Linked DNA regions of Homo sapiens: region 2 is linked to region 1. The links are chromatin loops, found by intact Hi-C in ENCODE. Cell type or tissue: psoas muscle. All regions are shown on one strand. Each heading gives the region's core, and the rest is flanking DNA. Links, peaks and the distances in the headings are about the cores only.

The links. Hi-C counts contacts between places; a loop is a spot of excess contacts. Peaks named below come from ENCODE experiments on the same cell type or tissue, not always from the same donor. Only the 100,000 strongest peaks of a DNase experiment are listed, where the experiment ranks them.
Region 2: a loop joins it to region 1, with 4 times the contacts of the local background. A loop is called at or near these places in 30 of 110 quality-filtered maps.

Annotation. Positions count from the first base shown.
Region 1 is chr3:73,099,399-73,102,319 of GRCh38, reverse strand. The region is part of intron 1 of LOC107986098 (a long non-coding RNA gene); the gene reads right to left. Among named protein-coding and RNA genes, the nearest start is that of EBLN2, 39 kb to the right of the region's middle. In psoas muscle, for the core only: a CTCF peak has its summit at 1,065 (motif pointing left); a DNase peak (open chromatin) is centred at 1,059.
Region 2 is chr3:73,853,773-73,856,693 of GRCh38, reverse strand. The region is part of intron 2 of LINC02005 (long intergenic non-protein coding RNA 2005); the gene reads right to left. Among named protein-coding and RNA genes, the nearest start is that of LINC02005, 46 kb to the right of the region's middle. In psoas muscle, for the core only: no CTCF peak of the experiment used is centred there; no DNase peak of the experiment used is centred there.

The DNA of each region.
Region 1 (2,921 bases), core at 93-2,592:
CTTCCTAGGATGAAGACTCTGTGAGGACTGGGATCTTGTCTTTCTTATTTCTTATTCCCCATTGCCTAGCACACTACCTGGGACAAGGAGCCCACAATATATGTTTGATGAATGAAAGGATGAATGAATGGAGTCACATGGACCTGGGTTCACATTCCAGCTCTGCCATTATATGACCTTGGGTAAATATTTAACGACTTTAAGCTAGCTCCTTATTTTTAAAATGAGTATGATCAAAGCTCCCACCTCACTAGATGGTCATGAAGATTAAGCAAGATGATGCCTGTCATGCCCCAATCCCAGTGCCAGCTGCAGGAAGTGTTTTGTGCAGAACAACAGGGAACAGAGGTCTTTCCAGAGGAAATCTGGCCTTTTCATGAACCAGTGCCACATTCAGTTCTTCCCTAGGCTTCCAAATCCATAATTCTACCCGGAACAGGTACACCACAGGTCTCTTTATGGCTGCTGTAGACAGTTGAAGATAATTATCAAACAGGTTCTGGGGACCAAAAATCCAACAGGTGTGGTGGTGGGTGCCTGTAATCCCAGCTACTTGGGAGGCTGAGACACAAGAATCACTTGAACCCAGGAGGCGGAGGTTGCAGTGAGCCAAGATGGTTCCTTTGCACTCCAGCCTGGGAGACAGAGCGAGACTCCATCTCAAAAAAAAAAAAAAAAAGCCGTTCTTCTTCTTCTTTACAACCCTGCTCAAAGATCAGTTTTTAACAATTAACAGGGCCTCCGAGGCAGGTTCTGACTTACTCATTAAGGCAGGAAACAAGCCTCTCTCCACCGTCCACTTACAGATTTAAATACCAATGATTACAGCCAACTAGGGCCACTCCCACAAGCTGACCAGCAGGATTAATTTTTACAGAATTTAACCATTGTTGGATGTATCTATCCTTGAATTCTCAAATTCCCAGCAAGAAAACTTTGGATTTCTTTTATTAGCTGCTGCACATGCAGAGAAGACAACTCCTACATGCATGGGGTTGGTAGCAAAGAGACTCCTCTTTCAGAACAGCCAGGAGCCAGGTTGTTCTCAAAGCATCGTGCTCCCTCTGCTGGACATTGCCTAAACTGCAACTCCAGTATCCACATCAGCCCCCTCCTGAGTGCCTGCTACTTTACCAGGGACAATGGGGACACACGACGACCTTTTTTACTCCACTGAATGAAAGATAATCCCCTGCCACATGTGACTTTTATTAAGTTATACATGGGAGGTGGGAGTGCAGACTCTTAAGATAATGAGAATTAAGGCTTTTGCCAAAATGAGGCCACACCTCGAAATCCTTTGCTGTGGATTTCAAAGCAAACTGGCACCTTGAGGGGAATGGGCGGTGGGGGAGTGTTTGGGCTTGTTTATGCTGAGCAAGAAAGGGCTTCCTGTTGCTAAGAAGGCCGGATCTGAAGCTCCCAGAGCCTCCATGGGCTGCCAACATTTCTTACACAACCCCCTTTGATGGCCTTGGCGCAAATTAATGAAACTGCACAGAGGTGATTTCCCTGGAAATCCACCGGGCTGAGAATTCAGGGAAGTTGAGGCTTGAGGCAGAAAGCTGGGGCTGGGGTGCCGCCAAGCCTGGGACAGAGGGCAGCAGGCGGACGCTTTCCCCGGGGTGCAGAGGGGGGTCCCCGGTCACTCGAATACAGGGGTGGGAGGGTGGGCCAATGAGGCCCAAAATGAGATCACTAGCAAGACCCCATCAAGCTCACTCCTTTCAACCATACGTTTAGTTGTAGACGTTGCCTGCTAGAAACAATGTCTTCCCGTCATTCTTGATAAAAGTGGATTTTCTGCTGCTAAATTGAAAAGTCCCCGACTTTCCTTCTTGTCCTCTTCTGAACAGCTCTTTCCAACCCCCCTCCCTCCTGCCCTATGGAGATTACCCCTTGTTCACCATAAATGGCCAAAACCCAGACACAAGGCTGAAGCCCGTCCATGGGAGGACAGTTGAGAGGGTGACGGCATTCCACACCACGGAATGGGCCCAGGATGGGAAAGACGGTGTGTAAGCCTCGACGCCGGGCCTGGAGGGATGGCCAGGTATACTGAGTGAGAAAAAACCACACAGAAAAGTTGTACAGTTCCATGTCAGACACCCTGTAAGTGGCCAGCAAGGTTTCTAAGTTATCTGTATGAACAAGAGGACACACCCCAAATAGTCAGCACTTGCTACTTCAAGGGAGCCACGTTGTTTGACAGGGAGGGGAGACTGGGATGTCCTTTCTACACCTGGGTGTCATGAGTCTGGTAAGAAGAGGACCCAGCTCTTGCCAGGTGGGTCCCAGATGTGCCTCCGTGGAGCCTTTCCCTCCCTCCCACCTTGATTTCCCCTTTGAGCTGTGTTGTCAGCTTTCACTGGAACATAGCTCATGGCTCGTGGCATATTTTAGCACTCATACATCAGTCCTATTTGCCCTAGGTTTTGAACTTTGTAAGGCATGGACATGTCTTTGTAGCCCCTATAACTAGGCCAGCCTAGCCTACAATACATGCTCAATAAATTCTTTCAAACTCTCTGGAATGAGAAGAAACATTCAGTAAATGTTTCCTAGCAACTGGGAGAAGTGAATGACTTAGAGCACACCACAAATGGAACTCCAATTGAATTAAAGAACTAAATAGAGAGAACCAAATACTCAGTGCATCGCTGTGGTTCTTAAATTTCAGCAGGCAGCAGCATCACCAGGAGGGCTTGTTAGTTTCTGATTGCATAGGTCTGTGGTGGGATCTGAGGTGTGCTCTTTCCAGTCGCTTCCCAGGTGACGTTGATGCTCCTAGGCCAGGGACCATCTGCTGAGAACCGCTGTCCTATGGTCTTAGGGTAACTTACTCCATTTCAAGCAAAGGAATAAATTAAAACAGAAAAGGGAGATTGGACCAACAGTTCTGGGACTTGGTTACCCATCAG
Region 2 (2,921 bases), core at 321-2,820, 750 kb before region 1:
AGTGTCCCTTTAAAATATTTTGTATGTCTGAACAAAAAAATCATTGATAAAATCCCTTTTAATCACACTTTGGTATCTTTTCTTCTCCCATGAAGGCTTCCCAGATTCGTAAGTCTGTTTTAGCTTCCTGCCTTTGTTCTCCCATAGCAGCCAGTTCCTCTTCTAAAATGACTCCAATCATTTCATATCATTGCTGCCTTGTCTCTCTCTCATAGTGGGATACAGGCTTCTTAAGACCAAGGACCACCTCTTGTTCTCTGTAATCTCCCCAGTGCCTGCCATATTATGAATGCTCAGTAAGTGACTGTTGAACATGGTGATGGATGGGCGAATGGGTGGATACATCTGTAAATGATCAACACACTGAAGGAAGTCACCACATAACTGTTTACCTAAGAAATGTCTATGATAATTAACATAAAGGTAAATAGTAGTCAGATTGGCTACTGTTTGTCAACTTAGATGTCAGTTATTGATTGAATTGGAATTTGTATTCCAAGGTATAATGGTAAGTTTAGTCCAAGCAAGGAGGCGGTAATTTGATGGTTACTGCTCCATTCTGTCATCTCCAGGGCCAGGCTCCCTGCCCCATAACCACAGCTCTACTTTCATCCCCATGCACATGTGTACTTTGAATACATACAACTCTAACCCAAAGTGGCTACTGCTCAGCTTTCTCCCTGTGATCTAGCCTCAGGCAAGGAAGCAGCTGGAGCTCCTCTGCTGCTCCTTTACAATTCTTTACACCATGCTAATGGGAAAACAAGGCAAGTTATAAAACACCATTCACTGTAGGACCCCACTTGGGTTAAAAAAAGAAAGAAAGTCTCTTACATGTGTGTAAAAAAGATAGAAAGGGCATGCCCAAATGATAATGGTAGGTATTTCTGGAAGTAGACAGACGACAGATGGAGAATTTTCTGGCTTTTTATCCCTATTTCCTAATCTTTTCTATAACTATACTAGATTTCTGATAAAATAAAAACAACACTTAAACAATAGCAATTCTGAATTCACAGCAACAATTGTGATGACTATTGCTTTATCATTCAATATATACTGCCTTTCCAATTCACAGTAAGTTCCTTGGGATCCGGTCACGTGATGCCCTGAAGTGTCAACTTCTTAGCCCTTAGCAAAGTGCTCTGCAGAGCAGGGTCTAGATAGCAAACAAATGAACTCTCAGTTTCTGTTTATAATTCGAACACTCATGCTTAGGAATTTTTCAGATTCTCCTCCCAAATTTTGTGAAAATCTAAAGGATATTTGTACATTTGGGGATTGTCAGTCCTTGGAATAATGTTGGCTTGAGGTCAGAAAGAAGAGAAAGTAAATGCCCAGTCAGTTATGCAAAAATATGCATTGATTCTGATGAGCTTTTAATGGTAATCCTTTTTCATCTTTTTTCCTCATTTTTCGTAAACACATTATTTTCCATTGCAAAGCAGACCTGTCTTCATGGTGTGTTTGTGCACAGGCTGAGAATCCAGGGAGAGACAAGGAAGCCAATGTTTACTTTTAAATTAATCCATCTCTTCTGAAAATGCCAAATGTGCATGGCCATAGCAAGACTGTCAGGGTCTTACTCAGAATGCATTTCATTAGGACTGTCATTTCTCCTGGGCTTCCAGCAGACCTGGTGAAGAGCTGACCTCAGGCCTCAAGCAGGGTCAACTTCAATCATAAATACCACAGATGAGTACAGTACAGGAGGACTATCATGTGGCTGGATCTTGAGTTGTGCCTCAAAAATTAGGGCTATGTATATATCTTCCAAATGGAATCAAGAGAGACTCCTCACACAATATGGAAAGAAACTTCCAGGAGAACAGGGAACAAAGAGTTAACAGCACAAGCTTTGCCATCTGGTAAACTTTAATTCAGTGCTGTGCTCCACTGGACCACTGTGGGTCAATGTCTCTTAACCTCATTTTCCTCATTTGTAAAATGTGGATATTGGTGGCTAGTCCACAAATTCCCTGAGAGGTTTAAAACAGATGACATGTGTGTTTCACTTAGCAAACTGGCAGTGCCCAAAAGACATTTTTATTAACATGAACAGTTGTAGCACAGCAACGTGCGATAGTTGAAGAAAAAAGCCAAAACACCATAATGAGAGAGAGGCTGTGGGTCCAATCTCTATTTTGCCACTAAGTACATCATCATGGACAGTTGTGTAATTTCTGGTTCTCAGTTCCTTCATTGGTGAAATAAATAAGTTGGCCTGACTTTAGGATTGCAAACTGGCCGACTACCGATGTGGTTTATTTGGAAATTGGAGAAATTCCCCCAAAATTGAGAAATTTCTCTAAAATACCTATATGCCTGGTTTCTAACAAAACTCAGGAGAGCATTTCCATATGGCTATAACTGAGCAGCAGAAAGCTTTTAAACAGGGCATCTACTCTCCAGTTCACCACAGTCTCCAAAAGTTCTTATACAAAGATCACCTAATTAATTTGCATTAATTTCCTGCTCCCTGTAACCATTTAGGTTTGCAACCCATGGATGAGACCAGTGGTTCTTAACTTGGGTGCATGTTAGCATCACCTGACAACTATTTAAAAAATAATAGTGCTGCAGCCTCCCCGAGACCAGTTAAATCAGAATTGTCAGTAGAGTCTGGACATCTGTATTTTTCAAACCTGTATCATTAAAAAGCTCTTCAGGCATTTGAAATCCACAACCAGGGTTAAGAACTGCTAGACAAGGTGTTTTCTATGATTGTGTCAATGAGGTAGTATCTTGATTTCATAATCATTCATTTTAATACCACTCTAGCCTACATGTATAGACAACTATTATATAAAAATTATAATATATGTTCAAAATACAACTACTATTCATTAAAACATGATGAAACACAGCAAATGAGAACCTAAGTTAATTCCGTCTGTGTCTTCCCTTTAATAGCCACAAGA